Linked DNA regions of Homo sapiens: region 2 is linked to region 1. Evidence: chromatin loops called from intact Hi-C (ENCODE). Cell type or tissue: ovary. All regions are shown on one strand. Each heading gives the region's core, and the rest is flanking DNA. Links, peaks and the distances in the headings are about the cores only.

The links. A loop is a pair of places that touch in the nucleus more often than their neighbours do. Peaks named below come from ENCODE experiments on the same cell type or tissue, not always from the same donor. Only the 100,000 strongest peaks of a DNase experiment are listed, where the experiment ranks them.
Region 2: it touches region 1 in a loop (5-fold over the local background); 1 of 110 quality-filtered maps calls a loop at or near these places.

The regions. Positions count from the first base shown.
Region 1 is chr9:129,760,131-129,764,513 of GRCh38, forward strand. No RefSeq gene overlaps it. Among named protein-coding and RNA genes, the nearest start is that of PTGES, 9.3 kb to the left of the region's middle. In ovary, for the core only: no CTCF peak of the experiment used is centred there; DNase peaks (open chromatin) are centred at 1,663, 2,909 and 3,257; H3K27ac peaks cover 2,416 bases.
Region 2 is chr9:129,711,025-129,715,407 of GRCh38, forward strand. All of the region lies in intron 1 of PRRX2 (paired related homeobox 2), which reads left to right. PRRX2-AS1 (PRRX2 antisense RNA 1) reads right to left here. Exons shown (of 2, transcript NR_132102.1): 2 at 1,870-2,237. Among named protein-coding and RNA genes, the nearest start is that of PRRX2-AS1, 5.5 kb to the right of the region's middle. RefSeq lists an enhancer at 1,398-2,213. In ovary, for the core only: no CTCF peak of the experiment used is centred there; a DNase peak (open chromatin) is centred at 1,789; H3K27ac peaks cover 629 bases.

The DNA of each region.
Region 1 (4,383 bases), core at 89-4,088:
TCTCGTCACACAGGCAGCCCTGTTCTAGCTGTGGGGCTGTCGGCTCGTGCCCATAGCACCTGATACCTGGTAAGCTCTCAAGAGACAGCTGACTTTACTACTCAGCCTTCCACGTGCAATTTCAGGGTCCCTCCATTCCCTAACTTCATGCTTCCCTGAGTCAGGAAACTGAAAGTGAGCTCTTCCCCTCTTACAAATGTGGAAAAGCGGGACTGCTCCAGTGATAAGAAAGTTCCAGTGGTCAGAAAAGCCTGGAGGGCGGGCATGGTGGCTCACACCTGTCATTCCAACACTTTGGGAGGCCAGGGCGGGAGGGTCCCTTGACTGCAGAAGTGTGAGACCAGCCTGGGTAACACAGTGAGACCCTGTCTCTACCAAAAAAAAAAAAAAAAAAAATTAGCCGGCCATGATGGTGCGCACCTGTAGTCCCAGCTACACTTGACCCCAGGTGTTCAAGGCTGCAGTGAGCCATGCTGTGATCCCGCCACTGCCCGGGTAAAAGAGCGAGACCCTGTCTCAAAATAAATAAATAAATAAAAATAAACAGGCCGGAAGCAGTGGCTCATGCCTGAAATCCCAGCACTTTGGGAGGTTGAGGCGGGCAGATCACGAGGTCAGGAGTTCGAAACCAGCCTGGCCAACATGGTGAAACCCCATCTCTACTAAAAATACAAAAAAATTAGCCGGGCATGGTGGTGGGTGCCTGTAATTCCAGCTACTCGGGAGGCTGAGGCAGGAGAATCACTTGAACCCAGGAGGTGGAGGTTACAGTGAGCCGAGATCACACCATTGTACTCCAGCCTGAGTGACAAGAATGAAACGCCATCTCAAAAAAAAAAAAAAAAGAAAAGAAAGCAAAGACAGGGTATCCACGCAATGGAATATTACTCAGCCATAAAAAGAAATGAAATCCTGACCCATGCTGTGACGTGGATGAACCTGGAAAACATGATGTGAAGGGAGAGAAGCCAGACATAAAAGGTCACTTTTTTTTTTTTTGGTTTTTTTTTTTTTTTTGAGACGGAGAGTTGCCCAGGCTAGAGTGCAGTGGTGCCATCTCGGCTCACTGCAACCTCCACCTCCTGGGTTCAAGCGGTTCTTCTGCCTCAGCCTCTGGAGTAACTGGGACAACAGGTGTGCAGTCACATGTTTTATGATGATTCCACGCATATAAAATGTCCAGAATGGGCAAATCTATAGAGAGAGAAAGCAGATTTGTGGTTGCCAGCGGGTAGGCGGGGTGGGGAAATGGGAATGACTGCTTCATGCGTATAAAGTTTTCTTCTGGGATGATGAAAATGTTCTGGAAATGGATGGTAAAGATGGTTGCAAAATATTGTGACTGTACCAATGACATGGAATTGCACACTTGAAGATGGTTAGTTTTATGGTAAGAGAAAACTGAAACTGAGCTTCTGTCTTGTTTATGGCTGAATTTACAGTGCCTAGCATGGTGTGCGCCCAGAGCTGTGCTTGGTAAATATTTGTGGAAAGACAGACGGCCTGAACGTGTGCGTTAAATGCAGGGGAATTCCTGGAGCTGACTGTGATGCCGCCCTCTCCTTCTGTCTCTGGAGAGACAAACACACTTGTGACTGCCTGAGTTCTGACCACAGTCCAGCAGCCCCTGATGGAACCCATCTGCTGCTCCTTGGACTCTGGGCCTCTCATCCCACTGCTGATGTGCAGGGCTGTGGACACACAAGGAGCATTTCCTGGCTGAAGCTCCGGGACTGGACCCCACTCACAGGAGAGGCGGATGGGGGAGAAGGAAGAGGAGAAATGTTTGTCTCAGCACAAACCACTGCCATTTCCAGGGAAGCTGCTGTCACCCTGAGTGTGGCTCAAAGCAGAGGCTCTGGAGTCAGAGGGAGCCGAGACCCTCCCATGCCTGGCTGCCCATGCATTAACTAGGCACATACAGTCTCATGCTCACACGCACACGGCCCACAAATGCTGCTTCCCACGGGCTGCAGAGGAGATGGGCAATTCCTGTGTGCAGCTCTCAGACACATCAGGGACCCATTTCCTAGGAGCCCTGTGGGGAGCTCCACATTCCTCAGATTGGATTCAGCCAGTGATTAGCTACCGGGAAGTTGGCTGGAGTTTTCAAACCACTCCCACTTTCTCAGTAGCCTCCAAGCCCCAAAACAACCTCCATTCCACAAGAAGCACCACCCCTTTCCCTGAGGGCCTTTGTCACTCGGACAGCACTTTATGACTTGTTTGTGTTTTTTTTTTTTTGTTTTTTTTTTTGTTGTTGTTTTTTGAGTCTTGCTCTGTTGCCCAGGCTGCAGGCTGGAGTGCAGTGTCATGATCTTGGCTCAGGTTCAAGTAATTCTCCTGCCTCAGCCTCCTGAGTAGCTGGGATTACAGGTGTGCACCACCATGCCTGGCTAGTTGTTTTTTTGTATTTTTAGTAGGGACGGGGTTTCACCATGTTGGCCAGGCTGGTCTTGAACTCCTGACCTCAAGTGATCCGCCCCCCTTGGCCTCCCAAAGTGCTGGGATTACAGGCGTGAGTCATCACGCCTGACGGACTGGTTTTTGCTAATCATCCAAATATGCCAGATGCTGCAATTGTCAAGGAGGAAATGTGTGCATCTTATTTTACTTCTGATACAAGGGTCATCTCTGCAACTTCCTGAGTTCCATCTCAACTGCAACCTTCCCAGGCACGAGGAACTCATTATAGTAACAGTAATAACAGCAAACGGCTGGGCGTGGTGGCTCACGCCTGTAACCCCAGCACTTTGGGAGGCCGAGGCAGGCGGATCGCCTGAGGTCAGGAGTTCAAGACCAGCCTGGCTAACATGGCGAAACCCCATCTCTACTAAAAATACAAAAATTAGCTGGGCATGGTGGCGTGTGCCTATAATCCCAGCCACTTGGGAGTCTGAGGCGGAAGAATCGCTTGAACCTGGGAGGCGGAGGTTGCAGTGAGCCGAGATTTCGTCATAGCACTCCAGCCTGGGTAACAAGAGTGAAACTCTGTCAAAAAAAAAACAAAAAAAACAGCAAACAATGGTGTCATTTGTTAGGCACCTCCTAATGGCCAGACACCCTTTAGGTGCTTTATATTTTATACCAGCATCATCACCCTGTACTGTGGAGCATTATCAGGCCCATGTTACAGAGGGAGATAAAGGATCAAGCCAGTGAATGACCTTACCTAAGAATAACAGATCTGGACAGAGATGTAGTTGGCTCCAGCCAGAGCCCATGCTCTTGACCCCCAGGCAGAGCTGAGAGAGCTGAGGTTTGAGTTCAGGCCAGCTGTTCCCTTCTTGCACAACTTTCCTTGTTCAAAATTCTTCAAGATTCTTTCCTTATAGTGAGCTGGATCTGCCTTTTAGGGCCACAGAGAACACACACACGTACACACACACACACTCCCTCTCTCCCTTTTCCTCTCCACTGCCCTTCAGAAATTGGAGGACACCACCCAGTTCACCCAAAATCTTGTCTTCCAGGCGAAACAACCACTGCCCCGTGAGCTCATCCTTGGATGTCAGGTTTTCCAGCCCCTGTAACCACTGCTTCGTTGCAGTTTGTAAAGGTCCCTCTTAGAGGGGCCTTATCCCATGTGCTGCTGACTCAGCTCAGACTGCCGGGAGCCTCCATCCTTTGCTGGGACCCCCCTCACTGCTATTAGCACAGGAAGAATTGTGACTCCAAGCAGGTCTGGCCACATCATTTGTAAAGTCCAGTACAAAATGAAAATGCAAAGCCCCTTGTTCAAAAATTGTTAAGGCTCACGCCTGTAATCCCAGCACTTTGGGAGGCAGAGGCGGGCGGATCACGAGGTCAGGAGGTCGAGACCATCCTGGCTAACACGGTGAAACCCCGTCTCTACTAAAAAAAAAAAATACAAAAAATTAGCCGGGCGTGATAGCGGGGACCCGTAGTTCCAGCTACTCGGGAGGCTGAGGCAGGAGAATGGCGTGAACCTGGGAGGCGGAGCTTGCAGTGAGCCGAGATCGTGCCACTGCACTCCAGCCTGGGCGACAGAGCGAGACTCCGTCTCAAAAAAAAAAAAAAAAAAAAGAGAATTTCAAGACAGGGACAGAAAAAATTAAAGCAAGCCTAGGGGTTCCTTCTTCGTGCAGGGCCCTGTGTGACTGCAGGAAGCCGGCCCAGATTCCAAGCTCAGGACGACTCGACAAAGGGCGAGTAAGGAAGACACGTCCTAATCAAAACCCACACAAACATAACATCAGAGATAGCTGAAGACACAATCAGCTTGGTAGGGCCTCTCATGATATAGCAAATACCAACATGTTATTATGAATAATAACATGAGCAGTAAACAGCAGCTAGCATCCTTTTGTGCTTCCTCCCAGCCAAGCAACAAGCAATTTTTTTTTTCTTTTCTGAGACAAA
Region 2 (4,383 bases), core at 167-4,166, 49 kb before region 1:
GAAGCCACATGCTGCAGCCCCAAGAATGTTTCTGTTGCCTTCAGCCTCCCTCCTTTTTGTTGATCCATACACTGTTAAGCCACCAGGGAGACCCCCAGAATCCCAGCACCACGAGGATCTTGGGGCTGGCTTCCCATGCCGAGGTGACTCAGGCAGCAGTGTGGGGAAGTGGCTAAGACCCCGGACTGTGTGCTGCTCTCTGAGTTCCAATCCCAGCTCTGGTCTTTCCTGGTCATGTGGCATCAGTATGTCATTTAACTCTCTGTTCCTCAGTTTCCTCCTACGTAAAATGGAACTAGGAGCCAGCCGTGTTGGGTTGTTATGAGGGTTAAATGAGGTAGATCCTGTTATTCCCATTTTTCAGGTGAGATTCTCTTTTTTTTTTTTTTTTTTTTTTTTGAGACAGAGTCTTGCTTCGTTGCCCAGGCTGGAGTGCAGTGACATGATCTCGGCTCACTGCAACCTCCACCTCCCGGGTTTAAGCAATTCTCATGCCCCAGCCTCCCAAGTAGCTGGGATTATAGGTGCACACCACCACACCCAGTTAATTTTTTTGTACTTTTAGTAGAGACCGGGGTTTCACCATGTTGGCCGGGCTGGTCTCAAACTCCTGACCTCAGGCATTCCACTCGCCTCGGCCTCCCAAAGTGCTGGGATTACAGGCATGAGCCACGGCGCCCGGCCTCAGGTGAGATTCTTGAGGCTGGGAGCGGTTAAAGGTTCACCCACGGCACTCTGCTAGTGAGGCGGACCGGCCTGAGAGCCAGACCCGGACCGGCCACCTCCTTAACCAGTAGGCGGTACTGCCTTCCATTCCTTACTGGGGGAGGTGAGAATCCTCCCTCAAGCCTCCCTCAGGGCCACTTGTGTCCTTGCTGATGATGCCAGGCAGTGGCTAAGGATGTGGTTTCAGAGTTCCTGTCTGAGCCCTTCTCCCAGGGGCCCTTCAAAGGAACCCAAATCTCTACCAAGAAATCTCAGGGGGAAACCGAAGCCTCCACGGCCTCTCCACCCTACCCCACCTCCACTTCTTGCCTAAGACGTTCCAGGCTGTAAATATTTCTCCAGCTCCGAGGCTCCTCTGAGAAGGCCCAGTGTTAATTTGTTAAATCCACATCGAGGTCCCAAGGACCCGTTGTTTGTTTTTGCGATCCTGTTGGCAGAGATCACGTTGGGGGTGGTGAGGAGGGCTGCTTATTTGCTCAGAATAAATGCTAATTAATAAAAGTTATTTATTTGGGTTGGAGCTCACCTCAGCCCGGGGGTCAGGCGCAAACTGACTATTTGAAGCAAAAACAAATAGAGTGTGTCTCTCAACAGCTTGAGAAAGGCAGGAACGAAGAGGCTGAGTTTATTTGTCTTAGGAAGAATCTGCAGTTAATTCCCTCCAGACTATTTAGACCCTTAAATTACACGGAATAAGAAAAACCATAGGCACAGGGGAGGGCGGTGGGAACACTTGATCATTTGGCTGAGAGCAGAGTTTTTAAATGCCTTTGGCCCCCAGTCAGCCAACTAAATGGTACGTGTGAAATAATTTAATGGCAGAAAACCGTGCACCAGTCATTTTTTCACTGTAATGTAATCGGGGACGATGTCGTTTTGGTTTTAAGGAGGAGACAGCGCGAGACAGGCCTCCCCCATCTGAGCTCGTTTCTCTCCTCTGGGATCCAGGCCCCCTACAAAAGCAGCTAAACAGCCTGGTCAAAGGGAGGCGGTTTCATGCTTTGTTTCAGTCTCAGGGAAAAGCAGAACTTTTCCTGAACAAAAAGAGACTCTGGGCACGGCCCTCCTTGGAGAGTGCAGACGCAGGGTTTGCTGACCGGAGGAGAGGGCCCCCGTGAAAAGGCAGGGACCTGACGCCAGTGGCCTGAGGCTTAGAGAGTATTTATTTTATTGATTTCCTAAATGCTTTAAGCCCAAGCACGGAGTCCCCAGAGGAACACACACGCCCACCACAATGCATTTCTCAGGAGGTGATTCAGGAACTTAGGGCAACAAATATCCGGCACATCCGCTCGGAGGCGGAGGCGAGCGCCAGAGCCCCCGGCTAAGTCCAGAGCTGTGGGTTCGAGTTCTGGTCCGCGGGGAGGTGCTGCCTGGGTCCTCCTCCCCGTCCGCGTTCCTTCCCAGCCTCAGCCCACGGCAGGGGTGCAGCCCCATCTTTCTGCTGTAGGCTGGGCTACAGGGACGAAAGGATCATGGAGAAAGGTCCTTGTCTTCTCATACAGAGCTGGCTGCACAAAAGCAATCATGTTAAGGGGAGTGAACATTTATTGAGCAATTACTATGTCCTTGGCACTGAGCTACACTCAACTCCTCACAGCAGCTTGGTGTGTCCTTCAGCAAGGTGCTATCCCACACCCTCCCAGGGGTGAGGGCTTCCTTTAGGACGAAGAGGTGACGTGAGGCTGGAGGCCTCCCACCATGGCATCTCCTGACCCCGCCCACCCATGGGATCAGAGAGCTGGGACTGAGCGTGTGACAGGCCCCCTACGCTGCTGAGCCTGGGAGCGAGGTAGAAGAGGGAGGAGGCCCCGTGAAGAGGGGTTCGCAGCCTTGGCTTGGCCAGGCCTCCCAGCAGACATCGATTTCTTCCTTTTTTTTCTTTCTTTTTTTTTTTTAGACGGAATTTCACTCTTGTTGCCCAGACTGGAGTGCAATGGCGTGATCTCAGCTCACTGCAACCTCCGCCTGCCGGGTTCAAGTGATTCTCCTGCCTCGGCCTCCTGAGTAGCTGGAATTACAGGTGCCCGCCACCATGCCTGGCTAATTTATTTATTTATTTATTTATTTTTAGTAGAGATGGGGTTTCACCATGTTGGCCAGGCTAGTCTTGATCTCCTGACCTCAGGTGTTCCGCCTGCCTCGACCTCCCAAAGTGCTGGGATTATAGGCATGAGCCACTGCACCTGGCCAACAGACATCGATTTCAATCCCAGATGTACGACGTTGGGCAAGACACTCTCACAGCTTCAGTTTCCGTGTGTGTAAAATGATTCCATTGGTAGCTCACGCCTGTAATCCCAGCATTTTGGGAGGCCAAGGCAGGTGGATCACCTGAGGTCAGGAGTTCGAGACCAGCCTGGCCAACATGGTGAAACCTCATCTCTACTAAAAATACAAAAAAAATTAGCCAGGCATGTGGCGGACGCCTGTAATCCCAGCTACTCGAGAGGCTGAGGTAGGAGAATCGCTTGAACCCAGGAGCCGGAGGTTGCAGTGAGCCGAGATCGTGCCACTGTACTCCAGCCTATAATCCCAGCTGCTCTGGAGGCTGAGGTAGCAGAATCGCTTGAACCCAGGAGGCAGAGGTTGCAGTGAGCCGAGATCGCACCACTGCACTCCAGCCTGGGGGACAGAGCGATACTCTGTCTCAAAAAAAAAAAAAAAAAGTAATAAAATAAAATAAAATGGCACAGTGCCTCCTAGGGTGGATGCAGGGGACGGTGGGTGGCCACACGTGGAGCACTTGGCACCACTCCTGTCCCAACCGGCTCTGGCTGAGCGCATCCCATCACAGCTGCCTTGGCACGACCCTGGGCAGAGCTGACTTGGGAAGCAGTGAGGACGCCAGCCAGTGTTGGGGGCGGTCTGGGGCTGGCTGGGGTGGGGGTAAATGCCTCTGCATGAGGATTTTGGCTCCATGTCGCCACACAGCTTAACTGGCATGAAAGTGGAGCTGTTTCTTCGGGCGCTTACTCGGCAAGGCGAAGGCTGCAAAATGGTTTTCATTTAAACACCCCCAGGTTTGAATTGCTCAGAAACTTCCCGAAAATGTCTCCTTTTTTGGCTGAAATGCCTCCTGTGTTGGGTGTGTGCCCAAGAGGAACTGCCTGAAGGGGGGTGGAAATGACCCCTGCAATGACTGGCTTTCCAGAAACTTCCATCCCTGCTTTCAGGCTATTGATCACCACCCAGTTTTCAGCGCAAGGGCTCTTGTTTCGGTTTAAAGTTTCTTCCTCATCGAGGTGGTGGGGGTGGAAAGACATTCACAGGCAGCAGACATTCTCATCCATCCTCGCCTTTGCTTGAGGAGTGAAGAGTGAAGCGGTCCCGGCAATGAGACCAGCTCCACAGGGCCACCACGTGCTCCCTCCCCACTGCCCCCACAGCCCCCGCCTGGTCCCGTATGTTTGCAAGTATTTCCCAAAGGGGGAAACTTCTGAACATAACCTCCTAGTCATCCCTCTAAACCAGGGTTTCTCAACCTCAGTGCCATTGACATTTTGGACAAGATAATTCATTGACGTGGGGGCCTGTCCTGTGTCTTGAAAGATATTTAGCAAGGCCAAGCATGGTGGCTCGTGCCTGTAATCCCAGTACTTTGGGAGGCTGAGGCAGGAGAATTGAGGTCAGGAGTTTAAGACCAGTCTTGGCAAC